Regions from separate parts of the Mus musculus genome. Here regions 2, 3, 4, 5, 6 and 7 are each linked to region 1. Evidence: chromatin loops called from intact Hi-C (ENCODE). Cell type or tissue: heart. All regions are shown on one strand. Links, peaks and the distances in the headings refer to the core of each region. The heading gives the core; the rest is flanking DNA.

Region 1 (4,525 bases), core at 229-4,228:
TTAAACTATGTAGATTTCTCCCTGTCTTAAGGTCCTTGAAAGCCCTACAATAGAAGAACAGTATTCTTGTCTCTTAAGCCCTAGCTGGCTCCAGTGCACAGCTGCTCTCGGCCTTGGTGGTCATCCCATAGTTCTAGTGAAGGCTGGGCTGATTCCATGGCAGGCTTCGAATGGGCAGCTAAGGAGACTAGGCCTAAATCTCTGTTTCCAAGAACTGGGCAATTTCAGGTAAGTCCAGGCCCCTCGACTTGATCTGAGGCAAGGACAATGGGTCAGCAGCAGTTCCCAGACTTTCTCAGTAACAGTTCCCAGACTTCCCCAGTAAGTTTCCAGCCCCCCCCCCCACTCCCTGGTAATGGAATGCCCATAGACATGGTCCCAACAGATTAACATAGAGCTCACCTACCCCGGAATTCCCTACTGTGCTTTAAATCAGGCCTGGAAGCTCACTTGGCTGTCTCTCTATTCTGGTAATGGGAGCCCCCAGCGTGCTGGGCTTGTGCAGAGTAAACACTCTGCGTTTACATGCTATTTGAATCTGGGATGTCATTCTTTGGTGAATCATGGACCCTCCACTGCACATGGTTGTACCTTCAGTAATAGCCTTTCTTGGGCTCTTTGGGGACTCTGACCCTGCCACATGGTGCCAAGCCCCAACTTCTCTTCATGACACCTTTAGTTCTGTGGCTTCTACATCAACAGTCTGCACACTCACCAATAACCTCTACTGGCCTTTCATGGTGTCAAACCTCAGCTTCGCTCCATGACCCCTTCATACTTTTAAAACCAGAACCACCTGAGAGGCTTCTACACATTACCAAGTTCAACTACTAGTATGAGACACAGCCTCAACTTCCTCTGGACCACAGCTTCTTTGTGCTGACCCTAGGGAAATAAGTCCCACAGGATTTTATCTCAGTGATGCTGGTCTCTTCTTACTTGCTGCTAACTTCTTAACCAGCATCGATTGCGTCTCCAGCAAAGCAAAGGTTTGCCCTGGTCATTCTGGTCTGCTGTTAACTGTTATGAGGTACAAAGGGCCGAGGGGGTACCTGACAATCCCATGCCAAGGTGTCTCCCTGAGTAATTAATGCTCAGGACCCCTGAGTGATCAGAACTCCATGCGAAAACTCTGCAACAGATCTGGTATAAAAGGGGAATTGGGGGGTGGGGGGGTGGGAGAGGGGTGAGGACCTGGAGAAGGAGTAGAGCAGCAAGAGAGCCATGAGGGCAGAGAGAGATGGGGTAAAGAGGGAGAGGAAGGGGCTCTGAGGACAGAAAGGGGGAGAAAGAACTCCCCTGAGAACAGGAGGTGGGGCTTGGGTAGCGGGCAGTCCTTTTATAAGTGGCACAGCTGGCACTAGCAGCAGGTGTAAGCCGTTGCTAGGTCCCAGAGGAGAGCCTGGTGGAATCACCTGTAAGCTAACATTCACCACAGCTGATTCTTCAGCTCTAGCTGACTAGAGCCACAGATCTAAATGCAAAATATCACTCTTAGCCCTAGCTGCCAAGAGCCACAGGACTAAATGCAAAATATCACTCAATGGCTCCGATAGCTCTTTGCTTCTCTCTAAACGTCACTAGCCAGGCCTCCACCATCTGCACTGCTCTCCGCATTTGTAGCCCCCACAAGCCTAGAGAACAGCCCACTGAGTTCTGAGCACTCAATGGCTTGTCCAGCCCGAAGTTCAAATGAAAGCACAATTCTCCCTAAAAGTCAGGTTTGTTACAATGCCCCCACCCTAGTTCCAATTTCTGTCGTAGTTAATAGGGCAGAAGTCTGGAGACAGGAAATGGAGCAGAAACTGTGGAGGTTTGCCCTGCCTTCTTTCTTACATCATCTGGTTCCATTTTCCCAGGAGCGGTGCCACCCACATAAATTATCAGTCAAGAAAGCCCTTTAGGCTCACCCATAGGCCAGTCTGGTGGAGGCATCTTCTCAAATGACTCTAGCTTGTGTCAGGTTGACCAAAAAAACCTAACCGGTACAGACACCTACCTGAATTACCTCACTACACGGAACTCCTCTTCCCTTCTCTAACCCATGCTCCACTTCTGAGCACTGAACAGAAACAGTAAGTAATGAGAAGGACCAGGCCAGCAGCCAAGACCTGGAAAAGGGCAGCCCCCGCTACTGCTAAAACCAAGTGTTCCCTAAATGTGTTCATTGTGTGAGAGGTGATCATGAGGCTTGGGTTAGAGAGCAATAGCAAGGGAGTCCTCTCCCCATCAAGGGAGTCCTCCTTCCTGTGACAAGGACAAACCAAGTTTGGTCCCTGGTCCTTGCTTTAGAGCTACAGCAATGTGAAGCTGCAATGATTCCATATGGCCACGAGAGGGCAGTGTAGGGCAAAGTATCAGCAGAACTCAGGCGTTCTGAGGAGAAGAGGGTGGTTTGCTCAACTTTTTGACATCTTGAAGTATCTATTTCCTGCCCTCTCAGGCAAACACAAACAAACAACAAAAGAGAAAAGCAACCTTCAACAGGCAAGGTCTCTCTGAAGTCAGGACTTGCTCCATGTCTGTGTGGTCCCAGACTCTGCATCAACGGGGCCTCGGGATGGCAGGAGAGGAAGCTGAGGCTTGAGTTGGTGCAAGTCCAGTAGGGTTGGAGATACAGGATAGGATGGCTGGTGGGTGGAGTCTCTTGAGGTGGGCAGCACCAAGCAGGATGGTTTGGGCCAGCTATCCCAGTTCAGTGTCTGCACTGGCCACTGATGCCGTCCAGTAGGCACAGGCTTCTTTGAGAGCGCATACAGCATGTAGGACACTCCTCTTTCCCTTCTGCCTGCAGGCAAGAGAAGGGGAGATGGGGCGTGCAGGAATCACTAAGGGCAATGCAGGCAGCCCAGTCTGAGAGTCCAGCTAACAGATTTGCTAACTGGGAGTCCTCGAAAGTTTTAGAAAGTACAGATGCCACGGAATTCTCCAGATATAGCCCACAACCTTTGTAGAACAGATCAGCAAAAAAAAAAAAAAGTTTAGAGTCTACCATGAAAGGAAGTCAGTGCAAGAACTCAAAGCAGGAACCAGGAAGCACAGACTGAAACAGAAACCATGGAGGAATGCAGCTTACTGGCTTGTCTCCCATGGCTTACTTGGCCTGCTTTCTTGTACCACTCAGGACCACCTGCCCAGAGATGGGACCACCCACAGTGGGCTGGACCCTCCCGTGTCAATCATTACTCAAGGAAATGCAACATAGGCTTACCTGTAGGTCAGTCTGATGGGGACATTTTTTTATGGTGGGTTCTTTTTCTCTGGTGACTCTAGCATTTGTTGACAAGCACAAAGGACAGGCACTGAGCTCTGACTCAGTGGAGAGATGCAGGCTACCCGGGGCTCAAAGCACATTTGCCACAAGATGTACCCAGAACCCTTCCCTAGGTGGCTGTAAAGGTCAGACCACCTGCCGGCAGTGAGAAGTCACCACTAGCCACTCCCTGATCAAAACCAGCACTGGGTTTCTGAGGGGCACAGGGTCCAGAGCTCAAGAATCATTTCCAGGCAGGGTGGTGAGAACCAAATGAGACTTTCAGTAGCAGGGATGCCTAGGGAGACTGGGGAAGGTTGTGTCCTAAGGAGATCCCCCTATTACCATGAGGTATGCATCCAGAAGATGAGCCACTTCTTGCCTTCATGAAGATAGGCTCCTGCAGGCCAGTACTGGTCCAAAGATCACTACCAAGCCTCTCTGAGGTCTAAAGTCCAGTATCCCCATGTTGGGAACAAGGCTGTATTGGTGTGGTGGTGGGCTGCCCCTGACAAAAAAAAAAAAAGAAAAGAAATCCACCTATTGCAAGAGTCTGGGAGAATCCTATTGGCCGGTGGGGATCAAGGACCACCAGCTAAGTGAGGCGTTGAAGGCTGGGAAAGGGGCAGGCAGCCCTGCCAAGGGCCTGTGGTCCAAGGCAGGAGGGATGGGTAGGACTGCTGTGTACTGACCTGCTAGTTTCCGGGACTGTCAGCTGAGACAGGGCACAATACAGTGGGACTAGGGAATCGGGGTTGGATGGAGTAGAGAATGGCCCACTGGGTGGGACTCTCATGCCTCTTAGAGAATGGGTAGGTGAGAGCCAGAAGCCAAGAAAGATAAGGTGTCTTTCTGCAGGGCACCCTAGTGGGAAGAAGAGATACTTTGAGGTAGCAGAGGCCCAAGCATGGGTAGGTAGATAAGAGTGCAGTGGCCAGGACCGGTGGGGACCTCCTAGGGTGAACACTACCTGGAAAACCTTATGATGATTCATACATCCTACCATAATCAATCTACTGAGACTGCCTCGGCCACAGTGCTGCAAACAGAGCAAGCCCCTCCTGTAATTAAGTGAGAACTGCATTTTACGCATTGTTGTTAGTCTGGAAACTGACTTGCCCTGTGTGTTGGAAAGAAGGTTGTACCTTTTAGTTTGTTAAGAACTTTGCAATCAGAGAGGGAGGTGAGCAACCGACTCTGCTGCGTTCAGCCTCACCCTGAGAACTACTGTGCCTTTTTTGATTTCAGAAGTCATGGCTTGCCTCTAAAACC
Region 2 (4,525 bases), core at 360-4,359, 250 kb after region 1:
GTGTCCACCATTCCCAACAGTCCACTGAGCTTCAGGTCCACTCCAACCCTCATCAGCCGAACACCTCTCAGTGGGTAGCTCTACCAATTGGGGTCTAATACATATAAGCCTTTGGGCGTATACTTCATACCCAAATCAAAACAGTAATAATACAGCTACTTTAATTTTTTGTAATGATTGTTTATACTTTGCTGAAATATCTTTAATTAAAAAATGGGGCTGGTGAGATGGCTCAGTGGGTAAGAGCACCCGACTGCTCTTCCGAAGGACCAAAGTTCAAATCCCAGCAACCACATGGTGGCTCACAACCACCCGTAATGAGATCTGATGCCCTCTTCTGGAGTGTCTGAAGACAGCTACAGTGTACTTACATATAATAAATAAATAAATCTTTTAAAAAAATGTATTTGTGTGTGGGAGAGGGTTGGGGGAGCAGTACATGCATGCATGCCACAGTATGTATCTGGAGGTCAGAAAGCAACTTTAGGAGTTGGTTCTTGCCTTCCACCGTGTAGGCACCAAGACTCACCAGGCTTGTTGGAAAATGTCCTTAGCCACAGAACCTCACTGACCCTCAAACACCCCTCTCACTGTTGCAATCACACTGTGTGTCTGCAGATATTTTTATGTAACTCTGACTGGCCTGCAACTCACTATGTAGAATAGACCTCACTGAGATCTGCTTGCTTCTGCCTTCCAAATGCTGGGATTAAAAGGTGTGTGTAAACACACACTATGTCTGCAGTTCTTTTTTAATAAAACATTTCTCTCACATTCTCATGCTCTTAATAACTACCAGTTGTGTTCTACAAATTTGAGAATTTAATTTAATTTAATTTTTCGCTTAATTACATTCTAGTGATTAGACATTCATGCTTCCAGACTGACTGTAGTGCTGGTGATGATAGCAATGTTTTGGTAGAATTGAAAATCCTTAAAGAGCCAGGCGTGGTGGCGCATGCCTTTAATCCCAGCAGTTGGGAGGCAGAGGCAGGCGGATTTCTGAGTTCGAGGCCAGCCTGGTTTACAAAGTGAGTTCCAGGACAGCCAGAGCTATACAGAGAAACCCTGTCTCGAAAAAACAAACAAACAAAAAAAGAAAATCCTTAAAGTTATTTCTTTGGAGCGGGATGGTCGAGGCAGAACTCTTCCTATTATGCAATTTTATTTCATTGTCACCCAAGTTACGGGTGTGAGGAATGATTTAGAAAGACAGAAAACCAGAGAACAGTGTAATATAATAACCAAGGGCATTTCCATGGAAGAGGAAAGCTCTGTGGCCCTGCCCTTCAGCCTAGACACTGTCCAAACACTGCCCATGCCCCAGATGTGCATGTCTGAAGATTGTTCACTGGTGGTGGCAATAATGGCCACAAGAGGAGTTGGCAGTCCCAAAGAGTGGCTCCCGTTGTAAGGAGGCCTGCGTGTGATGGTGGGAAGTATGCAGGGGTTGGACTCTTCCTTGACTGAGGCATGTCATATCTCTGGGTGGGTTCACTCGACCCGAAGAAGCCCAGTCTAAGCCCAGGCCAGTGGAAACTGCTTCCCTGCACAGCCTCGTGGAGTGGAAATGCTTCTTGAACAGGGACAGTGAGAATCAGGGATGCAATTGTGCACATTGTCTTGTTAGCCAGGACAGGCTTATGATGAAGCAAGCAAACTGTCAGGATGGGACCTGGGCACATGTGGAAGACCACACTTATCCTGTTTGGGACTTCAGGCTCACGTGATCCAAACCCTCACTCCACCAGAGAGTAAACTGGTATCAGGTGGCAAGAGTGACAAGGGAATGCCACACAGCTGATCACTGGTGGCGCTGAAGTGAGAACACAGTTCAAAGTCTTCAGTTTACTTTGCAACTAACTAACTAACTAACTAACTAACTCCTTGCCTATTAAGTGCGGGCAGGCAGGCCAAGCAGAAAGGGACTTTTCTGCAAAGGCACAGTGAGTCTGTTTGGCATCCAGTATTTCTCAGGAAACCTCACGTTTACTCCTTCAATTAAGATGCCTGCATTCCAGGACACTGGAGTCAGGCTGAAGGGCATCAGTGAGCGTTGTGTCCGGGGAGCACCATGGGATAGCATCGTGGGCAGGAAGAGTGCGATAACCAACAACTGCATCCTCCATCCTCCATCCTCCAGCCAGGAGACTGGGTAGATGGAAGTCAGCAGGTACATTCTAGAGCTGCAGTCACATGGGGTGTGTGTCTGTGACTTTCATTACAGGAGGACCTCAAAGAGCCAACTGTACCGGGTCCCTGGTGACAGGTGCACTATTTCACTCTCTCATTTCTTAAAATAAAATTATTTACTTGGTGTGTGCCCGCCCATGCTCACATGTGCATTTCCCCCTGTGAACGTGGGTATGTGCATGCCATGGCTTGCATATGGAGGTCAGGCTCCATGGTCTCCATCCACCTTGAGACAGGGTTTCTTTTGTTTCTGCTGCTGTGCTGCCCTCTTCAGGCCAGAGAACTGACAGGCTTCTCTTTGGTTCTCCTACATCTCACAGTAGGGTACTGGGACTACAGACGTATACAACTGCATCTGGTTTGCATGTTGGGTTCCAGACATCAAACTCCAGTCGTCACTTGTAAGCACTTTTACCTGCTAAGCCATGAAACTCAGACCAAAGCAAACTGTGCTAAATAAAAAGAAACTATCTTAATTCCATTTATCCATCACGTCAAAGACAGCAATACACGCAGAGAACTGGCTAAGAACTCATTAAAAGATGACTTGGTCAGTCATTCACTAGTGCTGAGGGTTCAAATCCCAGGGCTTCTGGCAGCTGTGTGACCTTATACAAGTGACTTAGCTTTTCTGTTGTTGAGTTTCCCATCTGTAAGCAGGCTGGTTAAATAATGCTCCTCCTGTAGGGTTATTTGAGCAAGCAGGTTAAATAAATTAATATAAAGCTCTTACCCAGTATCCATGCGCAGTTAGGGCCCCAGAAACAGCGACTCCCATTACCTCATCAGTCTGTTTTCCTCTGGTGCTGCCTCAGTGGAAGCAGGAGTTAGGGCAGGCAGAAGCAGAGATGTCCTGTGCTACCCTTCCCAACCTTAAGTATATAGCCAAGACAACACCACCCCTTCACACAGCCCAGACACAAGAGGCCACGTGCAATGCTAAGTGCTGAGGGATGAACCAGCATCCATATCTGTAACTGTCTTCTTTATTTTGTAAAGGGGCCTCGTATCCAGGAAAGCAGGTGTACTGGCTGGTTGTATATGTTAACTTGACACAGGCTGGAGTTATCACAGAGAAAGGAGCTTCAGTTGAGGAAGTGCCTCCATGAGATCCAGCTGTAAGGCATTTTCTCAATTAGTGATCAAGGGGAAAGGCCCCTTGTGGGTGGTATTATCTCTGGGCTGGTAGTCTTGGGTTCTATAAGCAAGCAAGCTGAGCAAGCCAGGGGAAGCAAGCCAGCAAGTAACATCCCTCCATGGCCTTTGTATCAGCTCCTGCCTCCTGACTTGCTTGAGTTCCAGTCCTGACATCCTTTAGTGATGAACAGCAGTTTGGAGGTTTAAGCTTAAGAATAAACCCTTTCCTCCCCAACTTGCTTCTTGGTCATGATGTTTGTGCAGGAATAGAAACCCTGACTAAGACAGCAGGGCATGGGCTGGACAGACAAGAGGCTTTCCATATCAGAATCCATGGCTGAAGTTCGCTTCTGTTTATCAGCAAGTGGTTCTCTTTCTAGCACTTCTTTCTCCCACTCATAACACTGTAGCTCTGACTCCTGCCTGTAATACAAAGATATGAGAACCTGGAGGAGGGAGATGAGACTGGAACAAGAAGGAGGAAGTGGCTGGGCTAACTCCTGGAAATTGACTTCCTTCCACTGCACAGGTGGCCAGCTGGCCTTACATGTGACGTCACCACCAGCAGCCTGGGTACAGGAAAAGCAAGTTCACAAGCTACTAAACCCGCAGGATGGGCCAGATGCCTGCTGTGGCATTTAGATGTTCAATCAAGTGTTTCATTAGGTGACGTGTAAGGCTCTGATTCCTGCTACTGTGATGTGCTTGCTTACTAGGAAGGGTCTAAGGTCTCACTATACTGGGCTCAACTTTATGATCCTTCTGTCTTAGCCTCTGGGGTTCTGGGAATACAGGTATAGGCCAACACAACCAGCCAAGAGGACTCATTAGTAGCCAACAAACTCTTGTGCCTGCCCCAAGTAGTCCAGTGATTCGCACATCTTCATCATAAACTGACTTCCGGTACATCTTCTCTAATCTCCTCCCCCATGGCACATTTTAGCCACGTGATATGCTGTAATTCTGTTTCAGTTCCAAAGGACCACAGTCAGATCTAAGCTTCCTACCACCCCTGGCAGTATTTGTCTCCCCAGTGCTGCTGCCCTATTTGAGGGTGCTCTGTCTCCTCACATCTGGTAGTTCTCTCCTTGCCGCTACATCCAGAACCCCTCTGTCTGTCTCACCATCGGTCCTTCCATACATGGTACAGTTTTCAGTTCAGCAAGTCACGGGTCTAACAGTGGATTCTTTTCAT
Region 3 (4,525 bases), core at 147-4,146, 580 kb after region 1:
GTGACCCTCCCTGCTGAGTGACCCTACAAGCTGTGTGACCCTACCAGCTATGTGACCCTCCCTGCTGTGTGACCCTCCCTGCTGTGTGACCCTCCCTGCTGTGTGACCCTCCCTGCTGTGTGACCCTACCTGCTGTGTGACCCTACCTGCTGTGTGACTCTACCAGCTATGTGACCCTACCAGCTGTGTGACCCTCCCTGCTGTGTGACCCTACCTGCTGTGTGACCCTACCTGCTGTGTGACTCTACCAGCTATGTGACCCTACCAGCTGTGTGACCCTCCCTGCTGTGTGACCCTACCTGCTGTGTGACCCTCACTGCTGTGTGACCCTACCTGCTGTGTGACCCTCACTGCTGTGTGACCCTCACTGCTGTGTGACCCTCCCTGCTGTGTGACCCTCCCTGCTGTGTGACCCTCCCTGCTGTGTGACCCTCTCTGCTGTGTGACCCTACCTGATGTGTGACCCTCCCTGCTGTGTGACCCTACCTGCTGTGTGACCCTCACTGCTGTGTGACCCTCACTGCTGTGTTACCCTCCCTGCTGTGCAGCTCACAATGCTTCCCTCTCTAGAGGAAACCTGCCATCTCGCTCTAACAATGCAAGAAAAGTGTCTTGATTTGAACCTTTGGAATAGGTTCATCAGATGTAGTTTGATGGATGGCTGTGTCTAGTTACAGCCAGGAAGTTTTCCACACCACAGCTCTCACTGGGAGAGTTGCATTCTTGCTTTTAAACCTATTTGTAAAGTTCTCAATAGCTTAATTTTATTTTATTTATTTTTGGTTTTTCAAAACAGAGTTTCTCTGTGTAGCCTTGGCTGTCCTGGAATTTGGTCTTTAAACCAGGCTGGCCTTCTAACTCAGAGATGTGCCTGCCTCTGCCTTATGAGTTTTGGGATTAAAGGTGTATACCACCACTGCCTATCTGTGTGGTCCACACAGCTTTTGTGGCAATTTTTTCCAAGGCACTGACACCTGGTATTTTAGCTGAATTCATGCAGCGCTCGGGCTGTCGGATGATGCTTATCAGCTGGCCCCAGAGGTAGTTTCTTCACTGAAATCTGATCTGGGCCAATGGCCATATCTGAAGAGACAGGATTGTGAACTTTTACCACCGTGTTGTTATTAACCAATTGGAACTAACTTGAGTGTGTTATAATTGGGGTTAGCCATATAAGATGTAGCTCACTTATTAAAAGTGCCATTTGCAAAAAATAAAAAATTATACATGAAATATGTTCAATGTAAAAGTAGCAAATAGATTTTGTGTCTGTCTAGCTTTCCCCATGGGAAGTATATGCACATAGAAAGCAGATCACAATGAATAAAATATTAATAGTATACTGTGATTCTGAGAATTACATTCATTTCTGAGTCTATCTTACAAATTCTCTATGAAGAAAATGTAGTACTTATACAGTGAAGAAAATAATTGTAAGAAGTCATCAGAAGCAGGCAGAGAATCAGTCTGATGTGGTGTAATTAGATCTCGTGGCATTTTTCAGCCGAGCATAGCCATTGACAAAGTATGGGTGAAGATTCCTCGCCTGTTTCCTAGGGAGGTTAAGCGCTGTATGTGCCTATGATGTACTCCGAAGCAGGACTGGCTCTCTAAGCTATGTTCCACTGCCATGGCTATTAAACACATTCAGTTCTAATTATATTCTTTGCAGGAGAAATGGAGCATCCTAGAAGAGGTTTCTCTAGTGCCTTTAGATGTAATCTGTCTCTTCCCCGTGCCACTGCTCTTTCAGTACTAACTCTATGTTTGCAACAGTAGTCGTCGTCCGTGACCTAGTTAGCTCAGCTTCACTTCGTAGCATGCAGAGATCTAAGGCTGAGTTGTTTCCTTTGGTGTCATGGAACTAATTCTTCCACTAATTTTGTAGTATTTTAGTACATGCTTGCATGCCTCCTTGGAAAGATACCAGCTTTCCCACCGGTCTATGCATGTCCCTTCCCTGTCTCCATCGGCAACGGTAAGCTTTGGCTCATCCTGTGAGTGTTTTTCTCTTAGAAACTGACTACCCTTTCATAGAACTTTGAGGAAATGGGGACACAGTGAAGTCTTGTCTAACAAGTGTATCTTGACCTCTGTACCCTGACCTTTATATTAAATAGAGAAAGCAAGTTTGAACAACAACAACAAAAAGCCTAAAATTCCAAGAAAGTTTGTTTCTTTGACTCTTAGGGTTTTTTGTTTGTTTGTTTGTATCCCCAGATTTTTAACAAGTTGTTTTTTTTTTAACTTTTAAAGATGTGTTAGTTTCCTTTCAGAAGTTGATTTAGATTTCCCTTTTCTGATTAAATGTCTCAACAAATAAATGCATAAAGTCCTATGTCAGGAGGTATCCGAAGTCGTTGAAAAATTTGAATGTTCCTTTATTATTTTTAAAACCATGAAACATCAATCCCTATTTATCAAGAATAACCCCAAGGGTATTATTTTTTTATGGATATTCCCCCTTTGTCCTCTCCATGATACCTAAGGTAGAAAATTGTCAATCATTTTACAGATAAGGGACAGAAGCGAGAGGTGGCAGATGTGAAGTTGAAGTTCAGTTGCGCTCCATGTTCACAGAGCTCCCACTATTAAATACTGCCTCCCAGTGGTAGACACTGTAGTGACAGCCCTGTGTACTTGAGGGTCAAGATTTTCTGATCTAAATTAACAAATCTTTTATAATGTAATTCAGTCTGAATTACTCAAGTCCTTTAGAAGTCATTCTTGAAGTGTGACATGAAGGGCCTGAATTGTATTTGAAAATTAGTGTCAAGGCCTTTATCATATCCACCTGTGTGTGTTTTTACTGCTACCCAAACGCGTGCTTTTCTTCTGCCAGTTTGGGTTGGTTATTCCTCCCTCTGTTCTACTTTTCTTTCCTGGGTAAAGTATGATCTAGAAATAAGTGATTTCTACTATCTGTGACCATTGTAGAGCACCTCTTCATTGAATGTAGTTAGAATGTCTGCTACTGTAATTGATTTTGTTATGAATACTTTTAGATCTTGTAAATAAAAATTTCCCCACCTCCTCATATCAGGTAAAATCCCTCCAGAGAGCACACTGATATTCAACATTGACCTCCTGGAAATTCGAAATGGCCCAAGGTCCCACGAGTCGTTTCAAGAAATGGACCTCAATGACGACTGGAGACTCTCTAAGCATGAGGTGACTCTACCTTCTGCCTCTCCTCTGTTTTTCTTCTGCTTTTATTTTAAGCTCCCGTTTTTAGAAATACCTGAGCTGCCAGGAGAAGAAAAACAAGTTTTCTTCAAAGGAGTGACAATGGGTATGTCAGCCAGACCCAGGGCAGGGCTCATGCTCAGAAGTAGTGGCCAACATAAATCGGACCCCATGGTTTTTAGTGGGTTTTTCCCTTTTTTTTTTCCCCTTGAGACTGATTTGTATCAACTCCCATGCGGCTCTTCTTTACACCTGATTGTGCCATTTTATTTCCAAATACACACACTGTATTGACAATCTTGTTTCCGCCTTGAATTTTCTACCAGTTTTTGTTGTCTTTTATGAGCCTGTTCCAGTGAGGGGCGAAGAGTTAAATGAGATTGATAGCAATATATTTACCTGGCTAGGCTGTAACTATTTCTTTTTATTACTATTATTTTTAATTAATTATTTTATTTATTTAGATTTCAAATGTTGTCCTCCTTCGAGGTCTCTCCTCCATGAATCCCACCGAACCACCACCACCTTTGCCTCTAAGAGGGTGCTTTTCTGCCCACCCAGCTACCCGCTCCCTCCTCACCCCTCTAGCATGCTCCTTCTCTGGGGCATCAAGTCTCCATGGGGGGGGGGTGGGGGCTCCTTTTTTTTTAAGAGAACATGAAATTGGATGGAGGGAGGGAATCTGGGAGAGTTGCGGGTCGGGAAAGAATATGATTAAAATAAACTATACTATATATAAGTTCTCAAAGAGTAAGTGATAAGGAAATTTTTATTTAGGTAAAATATTATTTACAGCCCTTTTTTGGTAGGAAATCACTGCTTAGGGAAGTGTGTTGGCTGAGGGGCGTGCCCAGTCTCCTGCCGCTTCCCTTCTCTCCTAGGCTTAGAGTTGACTGTGTCAGCCGGGGATCTTGGAAAGCATTTCTTTTTTCCATGACGGTAATGACTGCATGAGACACGCGTGGGTCCTGGGAACTTTCCCCTGTGGACGGTTTCTGCCGAAGATGGCCAACTGGCTGTTGAACGGCTTTCAGAGAACTCTCCAAGGGGCGATTTGCCTGGCCAAGTTTATCCAAGTCAGCCTCCGCGGGAGGGCATTTCTGGATTTTACACAGAGGGGAAATTCTTCCTCGGCCACCTGAAGGCCTGGCTTTTGAGGTGGGAGGAGGAAGAAGGGTTTTTCCGTGTCTCAAGCCCTCCCGGCTGTCATAGCTATTGTGGAGAGAGAGCAGAGGTAGACACACGCCCGTGGTTCTCGCTGCCAGACCCCAGTCAGCCAGGCCCCAGCAGGATGCTTGGTGTTTTGTTTTGTTTTGTTTTGTTTTGTTTTGTTTTGTTT
Region 4 (4,525 bases), core at 391-4,390, 150 kb after region 1:
TAGATAGGAATCTAGATGATTGGACAGCTTGAGTCGTGAGGAATCTAGGGTATATTACAGAGTCAAGGGAGGAACTGGTTAGGTTCTGGGAAGGTCAGGCACTTTGGGGACTCTACCTCAGGGGCCTGGCTGCAACCGTCCCTGGATTCCCATTCAGATTCAAGTTCCCTGAAAAGAAAGTATTCTCACGAGGATACTCAGTGCTGGTGCTTGCCTGCACACATGAAGTCCTGGTACTGTATGATGATGGCGATGATGATGGTGGTGGTGATGATGATGGTGGTGATGGTGGCGACGACATCAGCCCAAGGGAAGAACTAAGCCATATCAGCTGCTCAGGGCTGATGCTACTTGTTTGGGTTTGGTTTTTGTTTTTGTGGAAGAAACCCCAGGTATGTCATGCTTGGCCCATCCTCCTTGGTCTTGAAGGGTTGAACACAGGAGCCAAACAATAGCAATCACCCTCAGGAGGGAGGGTCAGGGGGAGAGGGAGGGCTCAGGGGAGAGGGAGGGCTCAGGAGGAGCTAAGGAGGAGAGGGAGGGCTCAGGAGAAGGAGGGCTCAGGAGGGAGGGTCAGGAGGAGAGGGAGGAGCTAAGGAGGAGAGGGAGGGCTCAGGAGAAGGAGGGCTCAGGAGGGAGGGTCAGGAGGAGAGGGAGGGCTCAGGTGTAGAGGCTCAGGAGGAGAGGGAGGAGCTAAGGAGGAGAGGGAGGGTCCAGAAGGCAATGCACTGCCTTGGGGGCCACAGAGCTCGTAAGGGAGAGGCAGAGCATGAGGTCTTGCAGGCTTAGACAGTTGCTCACGTCACCCCCAGGAGAGCTCACTCAAGGCCCACGGAGAACTAACATCCTTCCACTTCATGAGATGCGCTTTGAGTTCCTTTTAGCATCGCCTTGGGCCACCCAGGTGGTCCTGGGCATTGCGTTTTCACTTAACTGCTGGAAAGATTTGACCTCAACTCAAGAACCCACTTCAGTTCTTCTGGTCAGGAGTTCTGGGCACTCTGGTGAAGGGCGCTCTCAAACGCGCCCAAAACCAACCAGGAGGAATTCAGCAGGGAGAGGGCTCAGTTAACTCCTTAGCAAGATCACTCCTTAAGAGGTAGGGAAGGGAAGAGAAAACTTGAGAAAATACACTGAGATCCGAAGCCGAAGCAGCTAAATTTGTAAGTCTCTTTAGGAAATGAATACTGACTACCTACTCTGTATCAAGGGACATGTTTCATGTTTAAAGATCCTAAAATAGCTAGGCTACCACTCAGCTTTGGCACCTCGCTGAACAAGGGTGAAAGCATTTGGATGTTTAGGGAAATTGTCAAGAGTTGCGATCCCCAGTGCTTAGATCTGCGCGGCTCAGTGCTAGAGCAGGAAGCTTGATCCCCAGCACTACAAAACAAAACCTGCATGCTGGGGAGAATCGGGAAGTTTAGGAAATTTAAAACAGCTTCCCCTTCTGTCACGAGAAATAACCACCTCTCTGCCTATGGCTATAATACGGTTATGAGATGAGCACTAAAAATGTAACGTTTATTCTTGGCCAGAGAACTGGAGAAGCCTGGAGACCAGCAGAGACTATTTATTAGTCAGCTGATCTCTAAGAACTGACTTTGGCTTTGCATATCTGTGTGGTAAGGCCTGTGGTGGACTCATTCCATCCACACCCCACGCCGTGGGGCCACCACAGCCCTGGCTTTGCAGGTGAGAGATGTATTGAGTCAACAAGTGGCATCGATCAGAATCACCCCAAATCTCTTATTCTCAAAGTCTGAGGCAGCCCACAGTTGAGAAGGGACAGAAGCTCTGTTACTTTCTAGAAAGACAGATCCGTGATCACATGGTCCCAGAGCTCAGACTTCATCTTCAGGAGATGGTGGGATACTATGGACCGATAAGGGCTGAAAGAGCTGTATCCTCAAAAACAAAACAAACTAAACCAAGCAAGCAACAACAACCCGAGCGAACCTGGTCTCTGCCAATTCTCTAACAGAGATGTAAAGCGAGAAGGGAAAGCTGTGGCAGGAGAGAATGCCTGTGCTTGCCAGTGTAGCGCTGCCCCCTAGTGGAAATAATGTTGTCTAACATGGTTCAGCATGACTGGCTGCCAGGGATACTCCTAGGCGAGGGAAGAAATGAAAGGAAAAGAAAGTGGAAAGGCTTACATGGTGTGTATTTCCCGGTATTCATTTGGGCAGCACTAGGAATTGAATCTAGGGGCCCTGGCATGCCAGGAACGCACTCTACCACACTCCATGTGTCGCATATTCTCCCCCTTTGTTGCTGCCACCGTTGTTTGGTTTTTGATACAGGGTCTTGCTATCTATGTAGCTCAGGCTGGCCTGGAGCTCTGAATCCCCCCACCTCCCCCGCTTCACCTAACCCAAATCTTCTCAAGGTCTTTTGGCATGTTTCCTTGTATGCATATTTCCTTTGTTACAATGAGCTTACCCCTGACTTCCCATCCTACAGTGCTTCAGATGATGACTAAACTTCATCTAGCTGTCTGCAGGACTTAAAGGACAGCATCACAGGGCTCTTGAGAGTGGAGAGGGGTGTTGTTTGACATCCCACGCCTGCTGGGACCTGAGATGGGGCTGGCCCCATGCCCTTTGCTGAAATGCAGGCTGCTGATTTGGGATCAAGGTGAAAAAAAGCAACTAAGTAGGAGCTCTGGTAAATTCCCTCCCTCCATCCTGAGAACGCCAGGGGAGGAGCATGGGTGGGAGTGGCTTGCAGTCTACACAGCTTGCTTTGATCTTGTGCAATGTAGCCGGCCCACCTTAATCTGAGGTTGTGCCTAACACAGCTCCCTACTTTATGGAAGCTCTAGTCACGAGAGCCAGCAGGTGGCAGCCTCCAAGTGCGCCTTCTTGCTGAAGAACAGGGAATATGCATGCGCTAAGTGGATTATTATTCAGACACAAAGAGGAAGTGAATGTTGTTACACAAATACACAGAAGGAGCCTTGAGGACATATGCCAAGTGACATAAATCACATACAAAAAGACAATCATCACATAATTTCATTTACATGGTATGCTGGCTAGTTTAAGGTCAATTTGACAGCTAGAGTCATCTGAGAGGAGGGAGACTTGATTGAGAAAATGCCTCTGTAAAATCAGGCTGCAGGCAAGCCTGTGGGGCAGTTTCTTAGTGATTGAGGTGAGAGGGCCAGCTCCCTGTGGGTGGCACTACCCCTGAGCTGATGGTCTTGGGTTCAATAAGAAAGCAGGTTGAACAAAACATGAGGGGCAAGCCTGTAAGCAGGACTCCTCCAAGGCCTGTGCATCAGCTCCTGCCCCCCCAGGTTTCTGCCCAGCCTGAGTTTCCTGTCTTGGCTTCCCTCTGTGATGGGGTGTGACCTGGTAGTGTGAGCAAAATAAACCCTTTTCTCCCCAAGTTGCTTTTGGTCCTGGTGATTCATCAAAGCAATAGAAACCCCAACTCAAGCATATGAGGTATTTAAAGTGGTCAAGTTCATAGAAGCGGAAAGTAGAATGCAGGCAACTGAGAGCTAAGGAAGGTTCTAACACCCAGATGCATGGTCTGCTGCCTCCTAGCATCTGTGGCTTCAGATGAGGGGACAGCTGAATATAGAGGAAAGTCAAAGTAATAGAATTGATGTTGCGAGGGATTTGCAAATATTTTTGCTTAGAAGACATTAGAATTCTGGAGCTGACCAGTTCCAGAGTGCTGCTATTAAAGGCATTTGAAACCACAGTTGGTCATGTTTGTTTCTCTTAACTAAACTATAGCCTGCAACCATGCTAGCCCTGAAAGTTACAGGAGCCTCAAAAGAATTATGGGAATGCCAGAGGGGAACAAAAGAGACACTAGACTTGTCCTCCAGCTAGGTACAGGCTAATTAGGATGCTGAATGCAAAATGGGTCCAAATGGCTTTTAAAAATTGTGTTTATGATGCAGCCCAGTGTGAGAACTCCTCAGTGGTCTGATGTCCTGCTGCTTAAACGATGCTAAGTGCTTTATCTCAAGCCAGTATCCAGTGGATGATAACTGCATCAAAAACACCAAGCCAGGAATGTGGTTCATGCCTGAATCTGAGCCATCCTCAGAACAAGGGGACCTGAGCAGGTCCTTCCGTTTGTGTGGTAAACACTTCACCAGCTGAGCCACCTCCCAGGCCCCACCTCACTACTGGATAACTCACTACTTTCGCAACTGCTTTGCTTCTCTGGTGACTTCTCTGGTGGTTTGAATGAGAATGGCTCCTACAGGTTCTTACCTTAGAACACTTGGCCTTCAGTTGATGAAACTGTTTTAGGAATTACTGGGAGGTGTGGCCTTGTCGGAGAAGGTTTGTCGATGGGGCAGGTGATGAGCTTTGGGGTTTCAAAAGCCCATACCAGGCCCAGTCTTGCTGTCTCTCCGCATCCAAATTGCCAATAAGATATAAGCTCTCAGCTACTGCTTCAGCGCCATGCCTGCCCACCTGCTGCCATGTGCCCTGCCATGATGACCACAGACTCACCCTCTGAAACTGTAAGCAATCCCCTATTTAAATGCTTCCTT
Region 5 (4,525 bases), core at 227-4,226, 90 kb after region 1:
TATCTGAGAGAAAAGTCTTTGCTAAAAAAAAAAAAAAAAAATGGAAACACAACAGATGGATTATAAATGTGTTCAGAATTCCTTCAACTTTAATTGTGGGAGTAAAACCAAGCAGCCACTGAGGAAAAACCGTCCCTGGATGCAGTCACAATGCTCTGTGTAGTGGACATGATGAGTTATTTATTAGCACGATGGTCATAAGCTGCCAGCTGTTCTCATTCCTCTACTGTCTCCTTCTTGCCAGTCTCTTGCCCTTCAAAGAGTGGGTACCTGGCCTCCACATCAGCCCAGGTAATGTTGCCGTTGGCCAGATCGCGGACCACATTGGGCAGCTCAGAGACCTGGGAAGAGAAAAGAAGTGCAAGCATTAGCCAACTTGACATCTGTGGTGGGCATTTGCCCTGAATTCAGGAACCCTTATATACAGTACAGAGCAAACCGTCTATCTGTGATATACTGCACACCATGGATACACACATGATGTCAGCAATGCAGACAGAGCAAACCACCGCCTATCTGTGATATACTGCACACCATGGATACACACATGATGTCAGCAGTGCAGACAGAGCAAACCACCGTCTATCTGTGATATACTGCACATCATGGATACACACATGATGTCAGCAATGCAGACAGAGCAAACCACTGCCTATCTGTGATATACTGCACACCATGGATACACACATGATATCATCCTTTACAAGCTGTGTTTGTTTTCCTAATTATGCTCACCGCCTCCCAGGCTGGGGTCTTTCCTCAATTCCACAAAGGCTCAAGCCTACCAGCTCCCTGCACAGCTCAGCACCGCCACAAGCCTCTCATCCCAGTCTGTATCTCATGCTATCTCACGGCTGTTACATTTAACTCCTGTATTTAATTAAGTCTATGAGGTGCAGCAGAGCAAGTGACAGTGGCCTCCAGCAGTGGTTGGCAAAGTCGGGCATGGAAAAGCAGCCTATGTGGAGCCTGTTAAACCGCTTGGCTACCCTTCCCTACCACCGGCTAAAGGACGGCAGGTCTGGGGTGGAGATTAAGATGCTCCAGCAAGTTCACAGGAAATGCCCATGTAGAGGCTGATGTGGGACTCACACAGAACTGCAGCCATTGGAATGTAGGTACAGAGTAGTCAGGACGGGTGTATAAACACAAGCCTGATTTATGAAACCCTTTTGGATAAAGCAGTTTTTGTTTCTATTTTCCTTATTATAACTGTATCAAGCTGAATACTAGTAAGTACTCTAAATAAATGCCTGTTCAAAGTTAACACATTAGCCAGGCGTTTTGCAGGGACAGTGCCCCTCCAGCCCCACCCTGACCCACTCAGCCACTCTTCTGTGCCTGTCCTACCCCTGTGGTCACTGCTCTTTATAACGTTACAAAAAGATTCCATCTCCAATGGGCTAACACTAAGTTTATACACACATTTTTACGTGTCTATAGAAATACAATGATAAAGATGGCTAAGATCCCAGAGTGTGCCAGTAAAACTATGGCAACAGCCTCAAGGGATGATACTTCTCTTGCTTAATAAACAACCAAGTGTAAAAACGAACTGCTAGAAAAGGAGCAAGAGTAATCCAAACGACCATACAATATTAGAGAAGTGTTAATGGGTATTTTCATAATTAAACCAAACAGTTCTGGGAATCTGGGCTTTGTCTGATACAAACCAATCATTAATATTACAAAAAATAAAACCAAGAACATAAGTATATCAAAGTCCAATTCAAGCCAGTAGGAAGCAGTGAACATATCTAAGAGTAACTGTGTGAGAAGGCAGTCACCTCTGCCCTTATCTGTCTCATGGAGTCTCGGTCCCTCAGAGTTGCAGTGTGGGGCGTCTTGTTCACTGTATCAAAGTCAATAGTGATGCCGAAAGCCACGCCAATCTCATCAGTTCTTGCATAGCGCCTTCCAATAGACCCAGAGGAGTCATCGACTTTATGAGACACGCCGTTCCTGGTCAGAGCTTCGGCTATTCAAAACAAAGTGAGGCAGAGTAAGGTACTGCAGTAATTCTCAGTGTCATCTGAACGCAGGCTCGGAAGCTCAGCAAACACAAAGGACCCTGAGATGAGAGCAGCAAGTCCCAGCTATATGGGTGCTTACTAAGTCCCCTGCAGCAGCCCAGATTGCCCTGCTATCTCCACCCAGAACAGCTGCACCGGAAGGAGACTGCACAGCCCTGAGCTGCTCATGCAGAAGTAAAGGGCCAGCACTCCTGGGATCCCTCCAATGCTGTAGATTCAGCAGGGCGCTACATTCCACTAGGGTTTTGGGAAGAGGGAACCAAGGCCACTAAGAGCAGCAAGGAATTCTGAAGTCTGACTCCTGACTCACCCCATGCTAAGACATCTGAGCAAGTCTGCTCTGTTATAATATAAGCAGAGGCTAAAATCCCATTTATTCATAGTCAATCTATGATTTTACTCAAACAAATGATACATTCAGTAAAACTGAGTCTGCAAGACAGTGTTCCCATGGAGATCACCCAACTGGATTTGCTTACATAATTCCTTGACAAATGGCATAAACTCTTGGTTCTGGCTCAGTGGAAGGACAGAACATTTGAATGGAGCAACCACAGCAGGGAAACTGAAGAACTAGATGGTTTTAAAAGAAAGAAATTCAAATGTTAGCTTATAAGTAATTGTTATTGTCACAAAGCACAAAGTAGTTACACTCAGTAGGTAACTTAGACCACTTCACTATCAAAATACCAGCTCTTCTATCAGCATACAGGGAGTAAATGGCCCAACCCTCCTACGCTGTGCATGAACTCAAAATCAAAGGCAGCAGATGTTCTGAGGCAGGCAAGCCAGCTTTTTGCAGGCCATTTTGCATTGAAAATGAGAGCTGAAGGCATGTCATAAACAGGACTTGTATAAAAGGTTCATTTGACGGCAAGAACACACAACATAGGAGCAACTGGATGTGTTCCATTAAAGCACCGAATGACAGAGTCGAGGCTAGCTCCTGCTTAAAGCTTAATTACCCCCTTGACGGCAGGCAATTACAAATATCCTGCTACAAGGGAACCTTCTACTTGAGCAACACAGAGGCCTACATCACAGCTTCCTCCTTCAGCCTGGGATAATTCTATTTTATAGAATCAAGCAGGAACTTGCCTTTACAGATTTTTTTTTTTAATTTCACTAGAAATGTTTTCATACCAAATTTGTAGGCAAATGGATTAAATAAGTGGGTGCTAATAATTCAGAAACATTTTTGGCTTCCCACAGCCTAATCAAATTTCTCTTCATGGAGGGACTATGCAATTCATAATAGTGTGACTAATTTATTCTTGTTTAGCCTTTATGAAATGTCTATTAAAGCTCTAGTTATATCAATATTGTTGAATTAAAAAAAAAGCCAAAAGACTTTTTTCTTAAAAACTAAAAACCTTTCTATTAAAAAAATAAGCAGGAAAACACGAAGCAAAACTGACATCTAAGTAAGCCCTTTAGTTAGGCACACCATCACTCCTTGACTCAGCTGTGTCTTCACGGATGTATCTGAAGCCTGGGCCAGGCTCTTACTATTTGACAAATGAAGGACAGCTACCATCTCATGTCAGGACAAAGATGCAGTCTCATCACAGAGACTAAAAGAGCAATTCTGTTAGCTATGTAGTATAATAATGTGTCAGACTTTCTAGAACTCAGGACCAAGAATTCACCAGTTCATTCTTCAATGCTTGATGTTTTACAAAGAACCGTGGGTGGATATCCAACGTTCCATGTGTGCTCAGATTTGGACTACATGTAAATGAGACCGTTTCTTTAACCAATAAGACAGACAAAAGCTCTCTCTTCTGTAGCTAGCCTTTTGATTTTCTTCCTGGAAATCTGCTAGCAGCAACCGGAATACACCTTCCATAGAAAGTGAGATAACAAAGATAAGGCTCACAAGGTTGAGGAGAGAGTGGAAGGCACGGAGCCGTGATGCAGGATCATCAAATGAATAGAAAACCTGAGGGGTTGAAAAGCTTTTTATAAACTCCTACTGCCTCAACACTTGAATGCCAGGCAAGCTCCACCTAAGCACTCATTTCGGGGCAGCTCACCGTTCTCTGTTCATCTCCCTCTCGGACATGGAATGTATGTTCCAATATGGTATACATGATCCTGCCCAAGCCAAAGGAGGGCTCAATTACACTCGGAACAACTTCTTCCACTGCAAAAAAAAGTAGACAATTTAGTAATACTCTCTCAAGGACCACAGGATGCAAATCAGAGTCCTTGATAATCCTTGGCACTCCAACTCCCTAAATCTGGATGAGTTGTGATCTCTATACAGAATACACTCAGAACTATATGCTCATAAGCAATATGATCCCTTTAAAGGGAAAGTTAAGTCAAAGAATGTTTAACCTGAGTATTCACATAGAAAAATGAAGCTTGTGTCCTAGGAGTGGTCCTTCGAATGAATAAGCTATGAACAGTAACAGCAACACTCTGCTCTATCCCCTGCTGCCTTTCGAGAAAGCTAACAGACCTGGCGCTTTCATTCAAGAATTTGT
Region 6 (4,525 bases), core at 194-4,193, 130 kb after region 1:
CTAAGTATTTCAAAATACTTCCGGGTAGAGTCTATCAAAGAAATCATACATAGTGGAATTCTAAGTCGTTTCAGGCAACTGTAGAAATTCTTTGATCAAAGCTCTGACAAGCAGTAGATTTAAAAGGCCCAGTGAGCTGGCTCAGCCAGTAAGAGTGAGGCTAACAAGCCTGACAGCCTGGGTTTGATTCCCAGAGATGCCATGGTGGAAGCAGAGAACACATTCCTGCAAAACTTCCACATACAGTAACAGAAAAGTGATATCCTGAAGACTTGTCTTTACATCTCCAAGTGAGTGTGTGGCATGCATGTGTACACACATACAGAAAATAAATATAAATATATGAAGATATTTTTCAAGTAATTTCAAAGGCATAGAGACAGCTCGGTGGTATATGCTTGCCTAGCATGCAGAAAGCTTGGAGTTCAAGCCCAGCCCCTCTGGAGGTGGAAGCTGCAAGGTCAAGGTCATCCTCCACTACATGCTGTCTTTGAAGACAGCTTGGGAGACCAGAAACCCTGGCTCTGAGGCCACAAAGTAGGACCTACCTCAAAAAGAAACAGAAAAGTTATTTCTACCTCAGAAACCACAGCACTGAACTTTTTATAATCAGTTACATAAACCCAGGAATGTATTTTAGGACTCTGAAAAAAAAAAAATCTTTACCAATGCCTGTGCTCATCACAGTGTGTCCTGGTCATTTGGAGCTTCATGAATCATAATATACTTTAAAAAAAAAAAAAAAACCTTCATGATTGCTAATATCACCACTTATCTTATAGAGAAATTCTTGAAGCCCTGTGAATCTGTCAAGCTCAGACTTAAGAGAAACCAGTTTGAATTTTACTTTGGGGCACAACTATTTCTGGTAACACCCCCCTTCAAAATGCACGCCACTGTTAAGAGCGATCCTTTAACACCTCCAAACGACACCTCAGTAAGTCTTCAACTGCCCAGGCTTTACAATGAAAACGTGTGACATGGACTGCACTCCATTTTTCCATACATGTCCAAGAGGAAAACCGTTTAACTAGATGATCTTCAAACTCTTTCCAGTGACACTGGACTCAGTATGACTCAAATTTTCCACGCAACTAATCAGTGTATATGTACTTCTGGAAAAGTAGAAAAGAAAAAAGTCCAAACTAACTTAAATAAATTAATTCAACTATTGGGAAAATATCCCAAAGTTAAAAAAAAAAAAAAACCAAAAACCCTATCAAACAAACACATAAAACCAAAAAAACAAGTCAAAACCAACAACAAAGGACATGAAGGTCACACAAGCTGTACAGGAAGGCTCTCCATGATCAATGCGTCCTGAAGTTAACTACATTCAGTCTTACTACAGAGGAATACTATGTACTGCAGTTCCAGGCTAACGTGGCAGAGGGAGGGGTTTGCAGTGTGTGCTTTTTTTTTTCCCCCAAAATTAGATGTATTGTTCCAAAGGAAGGAGTTAGGTCACAACAAAACAACAAAGGAGTCACACATACATTTATGTGGGGAGTGGAAGGTGGATGGAGACTGAATGTACAGAACATACAATTAAAAAAAGAAAAAATAAAGCCCATAGTGAAAATCAAAATGAAAGCCTATTAACTGAGTCGGGCTCAAACTGGAGCAAAGTGGCAGAATTCCTCGAAGCTGCAGCACCTCAGCTCCAATGAATTATCCTTAAGACAGGATTCCACCCTCCTTAGCTAGACAAACGATTGCATCAGGCGCCAGAGCAGGCGCAACCCGACCGGTGTTTACAGCTAGTAGGTCATGGATGCCGGGCCCTACTGTAAGCTCTGGCTCTCACTGGGTGTGGGTATCATTCCAAATACTTTTCTCCTTTCCCTCTTAAGTCTGATCACCACCACTCAGTGCTACAGTAAAAAAAGGAGATCTGCATTAAATCCCCAGATTCTCCAGCTAAGAAACCTCCCTTCCCTTCCGCAAAATGACATTTTCAGGTGTTCCACCCTAAGAATGGATGACTTCACTGAGTGGCTCGGTCAGTCCATCTACAATTTCCAGCTTGATCCGAAAGCTCGCTGGTTCCAGACACTCTCTTCAGAAGGCAGAAAGATGACAGGAGAGGGATCATGAATTCGCATCAGTATTGGAGGGGGGTGGGGGGTCGACACCTCCCCATAGCCACGTTTCGACCGTGAGCCAGTCCTCAGGCTAAACACTGAAGCAAGGAAGATAAAGAGAAGGGAACGCTTCCCAAAGCATCCCCAAGACTAAAGAAAAGAAGCGCGCAGCATCAGCTTGCCGCTGAGCCGAGCCATCGGGGCGCTCAAAGAGGGAGGCGAAGCCTACGGCTGGATTCGGGGTACGCAGAGAGGGCACGAGGCCCAAGGATCACGGATGCCGACGCAGCGCGGGGACAGGGGAAGGACGGACAGGAGCGGGGTGCGGCGCGCGGCTGCGGGCGAGGGTCGGTACCTGCTGGCGCACGGCTAGCCGCAGTGGGGCCAGCAGCTCCTCCGCGCTGTCCATGCTGCTCCGGGAGGCGGCGGGCTGCGCGGGAGCGCTGAGGAGCCGCTGAGACGCGGACGCTGCGACCACTCGGGGCGGCGACAGGAGCGGCAGCGCGGCGCGGGTGGCTCTGAGCAGCGAGGGGAGCAGACAGGGCATGAGCACGCCGCCTAGGCGGTGCGCAGGGCGGCTACGGAAGCGGCGCGCGGCCCGCCCGGTGCATGATGAAATAGCGCAGCCAGGCCGCAGGCGCGCGCAGCCGCACTTCCCGCAGGCGCGCGCAGCCGCCGCGTCTGCAACCGCAGATTCGGCAGAGAACCCGGAAGGGCACCAACTTGCTCAAAAATGTGTGAAGAGGACGCTCCAGACAAATGCACAGAAGGACATGGCTTCTGAGAGTGCAGTCCTAACCTAGATGCCCGAGCACCTTTAGATCGTGGGCTTCTCTGTTGTCCCAGACGCTCGAATCGCCCCACTGGAACACCCATACTTCTGCTTCTTCCTCAGCCCATTGTTTAGAAGAGTATATAAAGTCACATAAAATCGGAACCTAGAGTTACTATAACTCTAGTGGGTCATGGTGATGCACATCCGTAATCCCAGCACTTGGGAAGACGAGGTAGGAGGATCGTGAGTTCAAGACCAGCCTAAAATACACAGTGAGCCTCTGTCTTTAAGAAACAAACAAACAACAACAGCAAAAACAAAAATATTGCTCAAGACCCAATGTTCCTCGGACTATTTATAGGAATCAGAGTTGCTGTTCTTCTCAGGGCATGCCAGTTAATTTGAAAGACAAGGTGTAGAGGCAAAGGAAAAGTGATTTTACTTGGATAACCACCTCATGGAGCAGTCAGGGGAACTCTAGCCTCAAAGCTCTTGCAGAAGTTATATAGGTTGGATGCTCCCAAACTTGTGGACACCTCACAGCCAGTCAGCCAGATGATGGGCCCAACCGGGAGATACCACCTTCCAGTTTCACAAATATCAAGAAGACCATCATTATCCTTGTGCTATTGTTGTGATTGGTTAGCTGGTTTTTTACACAGTGGACAGTCTAGAGGGCAATGAACCTGGCTCAAGGCCCTCTTTCAGAGAACCCAACTCCATGCAGTGAGAGACCACACGTTCTCAACTCCCAGAAATCTTTGATGCTGTTTTTTAGGGTGAAGAACCAGACACAAGGTAGTTACTAGTTTACCCAGTATCCCCAAGACAAAAGTTAAGCAAGAGGAGGTTTGTGACGCTCTTCATTTGCTTCCAAGTTGCTTTTACTGCCAATTTTAGGGATCACGCGTATTTTTATTAGCTTTACTGGATATAACACCTGGGGTGCTGTGGCAATCTTGGTGTTTTTCAGGAACTTGAAGGTGTAAACCAGTTTAAGTTCCTGGCCCTTTCCTGCAGCCTGCACAGATATCCAAGGGTGACCTTTTGAAATCTGGAGGCTTAAAATTTCACACTCAGAACATGCTATTGCCACCATTGTTTAGAAACATAGATCCAGTGAAGGGGTCCTGACAAAGATCGCTGATGCGTCCTTAGTCTTCACCTATAGTCACTTTTCTGACACCTCAGGCCACCCTGCTTCTTTATCTACAAATAACTCCAAACCCCAGTCTCCAGGAGTCAGGTCCGAAATTCGTTCTCATGGCTACATGCTTGGCAGTCTCATGCATATTTTCCCAGTGACTGGCATGATATGGGCCTGTTTGAGCAAGCCAGGAACAAGTCCAGACAGACCTTTACCCATGGTTTAGCAGCTTGCAGTGTGGGGAACCCATGGACTAATCCAGGCACAGACCAGACCCCTTGTCCCAGGGAATTGGCCCATTGCTGCTGACCTGCAAATTTCCCTTAGCAATGGAGAATGCTTCCTAGGCTTGGGAGACGGTTTACTCAGTGAGTAAATTTGGTGTAAGTAGCTGGGTGCTTCATTTCTTCTCTCTGGTTTGGAATTGGTGGTGAAAGTCTTAGTCCCAGATACTCTTTATTGCTTTGGCTGCCACTTCCAAGGATCTCGGTTCCCAATACTGTTGGCTGGAAGTTTGGA
Region 7 (4,525 bases), core at 379-4,378, 76 kb after region 1:
GGGGCGTGGTTCTGTATTGTCTTGGAGTAAAGCAGGGGGTGGGGTTCTCAGGAGTGACTCCAGAGGAGTAGTCACATTCCCCACCCATCTTCTTTATAAGCTGCCTGGACCATGGGTGGAGGGCAGGCAGGCCCTGGAGTCAATGGGTGCCTTCCTGCCCTGCTGGGTAGGAGCAGAAGTTGGGTGACCAAAGCAGGTGCCCGGTGCTGGAGCTTCTGCAGGTGCCAGAGGTTCTTTTTCTCAGCCCACTCTCATCGCACACCCTTCCCGTGTCCCTCTCTGCTTTCTTCCAGATCAATTTTGTATTTCTGTTTAACATCGTCAGGATCCTGATGACGAAGTTACGAGCATCCACCACGTCCGAGACAATCCAATACAGGTACGGAAATGCCTGGACACCTTGACCTGGCGGGTATGGAAGAAGCAAGGGGGTCCAATCACCAGAGCCCTTGGGGTCCTCGCCCCTAGAGTTGCTTGAGCAAAGCATAGCACCGCATCCCTCCTCCCCGAGTGAATCCTATCCTATAGGCAAGCTCAGGCTTGTTCTCACCCTCTCGCTTCCCCATCCAGGAAGGCAGTGAAGGCCACGCTGGTCCTCCTCCCCCTGTTGGGCATCACCTACATGCTCTTCTTTGTCAATCCTGGCGAGGACGACCTGTCCCAGATTGTGTTCATCTACTTCAACTCTTTCCTGCAGTCCTTCCAGGTAGACACCCCCACCCCCACCCCCACCCCGGGGCAGCACACCTCCCAGGCCCGGATGCTAACACTGAGCCGGCACGCTAGGATGGGTTATATGAGCACCAAAACGCAAGCGCTTGCACATCCAGAACCCCCACTTGGCCCCAGATGCTGACCAGGGTGCCCTGATTGTAACCCCCATCCTGGGACTTAACTGTCTTAGCACTTCTCAGAACACCTAGGACAAGCTCGGGATGTTGAGGCAAGAGGTCACACCCAGCTTAGAGCAGACCCTGGGGTAACTGTATGCCTCGTCTAAGCCCAGGACTTCTGAGCTCCACCCAGCCATCCCATGTCCTCCCACACTGCTGGCTGGAATGACCCCTCAGCAGATGCCTCACATCGCCTTCCTTCCTTTCTAGGGTTTCTTTGTGTCCGTTTTCTACTGCTTCTTCAATGGAGAGGTAGGAGACAGGGCCTTTGGGGTGGTCTAGGGGCTCAGGTCTCTTAGACTGTGCTCCCAGGTGGTCCAGCCAAGCTGCCCAGTCTTTCAGAAGAGCTTCGTCGCTGGCTCTTCTCAACTCCATCTATGGAGTTGAGGAGATGGGGCTAAGAAACCACTTAGCTTTAGGGGAATAGGACTTCTCCTGCAGAGCCAGCTTAGGTCAACTACACAAGCCAGGAGTAACATGCCTGTGCTCAATGTGTGCCCTCAGAGTCTAGGAGCAAGGTGCCCAGATAGCAGGACCTGAGGAAGCCAGACAGAGGGGATGACAGAGGAAAGCTTTCAGAAAAATGTGAGGTGGCATATGTCATTCAAGCAGTTCTTTACGAACTCGGCAGAGAAGAAACCGTCGAGGGCTGGTGGATGACTGCCAAAGCTCAGGACCTGAGTTCAAACCTAAGACTCAAACGGCGGAGGAAGAGAATCTACTCCTGAATGAAAGCTGACCTCCACATACCTGCTGTGGTGCTCAGTGGGAACACACATGCATGCATACTCTCTCTCTCTCTCTCTCTCTCTCTCTCTCTCTCTCTCTCTCTCCTCTAAGGAAGAAGCTGTTGTCTTCCATTACAATACAAACAGAAGAGAGTCAGTTTAGTGTAGAAAAGACGGAGACAGGAGTTGTCCCTTAGGCAGTGGTAGAGAAGGCAGAGTACATAGGGGGCGACAAGAGGCTTTTCCTGATGAGCAGAAAGCTGGGCCTGATGCCTGCTGAGTTGAGGGGCTGACTTACAGAGCCATAGTGACTAATTCATGGTGGCAGGGGAACTGGAACCTTAAGCAGGCCAGTAGCCTCTCCAGGAGAGGGAAAGAGAGGGTGGGTCCCTGAAGGAAACTGCGGGGCGGGCACAGAGTTCAGGGGAGGACCTGAGTTTAAGACCTCACCAGTGCCCTGAAGTGAGGGTGGCAGGCCGAGGGCCATCCCAGACAACCTTAACTTTAATAGTTTAAACTTTAATAGTTAAATAGTTAAATAGTTTAATAGTTTAACTTTAATAGTTCTCGAGGTCGGGGTAAGGGATGGCAGAGGCAGGTGACTCTCCTTTCCTGCAGGTGCGCGCGGCCCTGAGAAAGCGGTGGCACCGCTGGCAGGACCACCACGCCCTCCGGGTGCCTGTGGCCCGGGCCATGTCCATCCCTACGTCGCCCACCAGGATCAGCTTCCACAGCATCAAGCAGACAGCTGCTGTGTGACCCTCTGTCACCGTCTGCCCGGCAGTCCACCACTGAGGCAGCTTCTCCATCCTTTACAGCCTTCCCCTGGGTCCTCCTTGCTACCCTGACCCACAGGGTACAAGGTACAGGAGAAGGGAGGAGAACGAACACTCCCGCCTGGAAGGAAAGGAAAGCTATGACATGGGGGGGCTCTGAAGGACCAGGGCCCAGTGCAGCCAGCCACACATCTCCAAGCACGAAGGAGCAGAGGGACATCACAGGACCCTCAGAAGGGATGCATCTCACACCATCAAGCCTCTGTGCACCCAGCCTCTTTTGTGGGGTCCTCACTGCAGCACCATTTACATCTGAAGAAACTGAGGCTCAGAGCAGGCAGGGACCTGGCCAAGTCACATAGCTACTTGCCCCACCCACAGCACCCACAGTTGGCTCTGCTCCTTGCTTTCCATCTCCACACGTGAGGGCGCCCTCTAAAGGTGAGGGAGACAAGAATGACCTTATCTGGCTTCATCCCAGAAGCTGTCGAGCAGAGATGACCAGCCCTTTACCAAGGTAGCCTTCTTCTTCCCCAGTCTGTTTCCCATGTGTCTCCAGGAGAATGCTGGCTTTCAGTCGGCCATCCCTCCTGGGAGTCCCCAATTCAGTCTGGGCTCAGTCTGGGGACCTAGACCACGGGAAGTGAGTTAGATGGAAAGTCACACTCTCCACAGTGCCAGACAGAAGGGAGAACAGAAGCGCCTGGGGAAGAAGGGTGAGGATCCCCCAAATCAGAGTATGCCTGGGAGTGATTGAAACAAGGGCCCCAGGATCTCAGTGACATCAGCCAGGCATCTGTGGAGTTGGCCACAATTCAAGCAACGAGATGTTGGAGAGATATTGTGAGCCAGTAATAAAGGCAGAATGTCTGCAGGACATATCCATGCCCCTCTTCTTACTGGCTAGGCCCAAGCAGGCCTTCCTGTGGAGTCTTTAGGTTCAAAGGGCCCGAATCATTCCTGTCACCCCCAAAGGGTGGCATCTGCACCACCCCCAGCGTAGACCCCACCTGTGCCAGGGACTAATATTCTGGAATTGGGAGGGAGAGGAGGCAAGGCCCTTCAGGCTCCGAAAGCAAGAAGACACAGTTTGATTTCAGGCTTCTCTTCCATTCCTCTGCCCCTGGAGCAGAAGAGGGGTGTTGGGGCAAGCCAACAGACTTGAAAAGGCCCCTTGTCTAGGTACCCCACGAAAATAAACTTTGAAAACGTATCCAGCCTTACGCATTTTTATTTTGGCGTTTGATACATTTTAAAGCATGAAAAGACGTGGTTTCTGACACTTGGTATATATTTGAATTTTAGAAGAAAACTGTCGCGGCACTTTAAAACACACCAAATGACACCTAGACACTGCCTGGTTCTAGGGCCACTGTCACCTGTCTTCAAACACTTTGTCAGCAGGTGGCTTGTGTTGCTACTTTTCTTTCCAGCCTTCTCCATCATCCCACCCTGGGGAATTTTATTTTTAGAGGTCTTCTCTGGCCTATCAACTTCTCTGCCTGACTCTTGGGATTTTTCAAGAGTTTTCTAGATCGGCCTATCACGACTTTTATTTTTCTGGGTTTGTTGGACAGGACCTCACTTAGCTCAGGCTGGACTCATGCTTGCCTTGAACTTAAAATCCTGCCTCTGTCTTCTGAGCGCTAGGACTATAGACACATGCTTAAAATTTTTTTTAAATATAAACAGTTTATTAAAGCCACGTTGGATATTGGAAGTTTTTTTTTTTGAAAAAACGCTTTCATTTGGGGGTAGTGCTTGTGTGCTATAGTCTGCGTGTGGAGTCAGAGGAAAAATTTTTGGAAGACAATTTTCTCTTTTCACCATATATGGGTCCTTAGGATGAGAGATCTGAAGACTGCTTTGACATCAGCCATGGAGATGCAGAGTTTGGAGTTTGCCCAGCTGGTTTCCTGTCTTTCTTTGGGGATTACAGTTAAGTGATTGGATGAATCTCAGAAGAGACCTTGAACTTTGGAATTTTTAACATTGTTGAGGTTAAAAGTTGGACTAAGTGCATTTTACATTAAGAGAAGTTTGAACAAGCATAACAAGCTTAGAAAGGAAAAATATAAAATATATGGTTCGAGTATTAAACGGGTACCAGGAAGTGAAATGGAGCAAA

What was found. Peaks named below come from ENCODE experiments on the same cell type or tissue, not always from the same donor. Only the 100,000 strongest peaks of a DNase experiment are listed, where the experiment ranks them.
Region 2: a loop joins it to region 1, with 6 times the contacts of the local background. A loop is called at or near these places in 28 of 42 quality-filtered maps.
Region 3: a loop joins it to region 1, with 9 times the contacts of the local background. A loop is called at or near these places in 20 of 42 quality-filtered maps.
Region 4: a loop joins it to region 1, with 15 times the contacts of the local background. A loop is called at or near these places in 32 of 42 quality-filtered maps.
Region 5: it touches region 1 in a loop (3-fold over the local background); 15 of 42 quality-filtered maps call a loop at or near these places.
Region 6: a loop joins it to region 1, with 2.5 times the contacts of the local background. A loop is called at or near these places in 2 of 42 quality-filtered maps.
Region 7: a loop joins it to region 1, with 2.5 times the contacts of the local background. A loop is called at or near these places in 16 of 42 quality-filtered maps.

Annotation. Positions count from the first base shown.
Region 1 is chr6:55,165,074-55,169,598 of GRCm38, reverse strand. Gm34358 (a long non-coding RNA gene) reads right to left here. Exons shown (of 3, transcript XR_377703.2): 2 at 3,599-3,761; 3 at 2,405-2,788. Among named protein-coding and RNA genes, the nearest start is that of Inmt, 7.7 kb to the left of the region's middle. In heart, for the core only: no CTCF peak of the experiment used is centred there; DNase peaks (open chromatin) are centred at 2,348 and 2,458; H3K27me3 peaks cover 1,197 bases.
Region 2 is chr6:54,915,654-54,920,178 of GRCm38, reverse strand. No RefSeq gene overlaps it. Among named protein-coding and RNA genes, the nearest start is that of Nod1, 55 kb to the left of the region's middle. In heart, for the core only: a CTCF peak has its summit at 2,466 (motif pointing left); a DNase peak (open chromatin) is centred at 2,428.
Region 3 is chr6:54,584,449-54,588,973 of GRCm38, reverse strand. It overlaps Fkbp14 (FK506 binding protein 14), which reads left to right. Exons shown (of 4, transcript NM_153573.2): 3 at 3,044-3,171. Among named protein-coding and RNA genes, the nearest start is that of Fkbp14, 6.5 kb to the left of the region's middle. In heart, for the core only: a CTCF peak has its summit at 2,625; no DNase peak of the experiment used is centred there.
Region 4 is chr6:55,014,708-55,019,232 of GRCm38, reverse strand. No RefSeq gene overlaps it. Among named protein-coding and RNA genes, the nearest start is that of Gm38539, 15 kb to the right of the region's middle. In heart, for the core only: CTCF peaks have their summits at 2,048 (motif pointing left) and 2,836 (motif pointing right); DNase peaks (open chromatin) are centred at 2,062 and 2,762; H3K4me3 peaks cover 312 bases.
Region 5 is chr6:55,075,036-55,079,560 of GRCm38, reverse strand. It overlaps Gars (glycyl-tRNA synthetase), which reads right to left. Exons shown (of 17, transcript NM_180678.3): 14 at 4,070-4,179; 15 at 2,513-2,606; 16 at 1,788-1,978; 17 at 57-341. The coding sequence ends at 216. Among named protein-coding and RNA genes, the nearest start is that of Gars, 39 kb to the right of the region's middle. In heart, for the core only: no CTCF peak of the experiment used is centred there; no DNase peak of the experiment used is centred there.
Region 6 is chr6:55,036,148-55,040,672 of GRCm38, reverse strand. It overlaps Gars (glycyl-tRNA synthetase), which reads right to left and starts at 2,672. Exons shown (of 17, transcript NM_180678.3): 1 at 2,440-2,672. The coding sequence starts at 2,631. In heart, for the core only: a CTCF peak has its summit at 2,618; a DNase peak (open chromatin) is centred at 2,702; H3K4me3 peaks cover 3,089 bases; H3K27ac peaks cover 3,116 bases.
Region 7 is chr6:55,089,133-55,093,657 of GRCm38, reverse strand. It overlaps Crhr2 (corticotropin releasing hormone receptor 2), which reads left to right. Exons shown (of 13, transcript NM_001288618.1): 10 at 294-379; 11 at 571-706; 12 at 1,104-1,145; 13 at 2,240-3,609. The coding sequence ends at 2,380. Among named protein-coding and RNA genes, the nearest start is that of Crhr2, 42 kb to the left of the region's middle. In heart, for the core only: a CTCF peak has its summit at 2,832 (motif pointing left); no DNase peak of the experiment used is centred there; H3K27ac peaks cover 275 bases; H3K27me3 peaks cover 705 bases.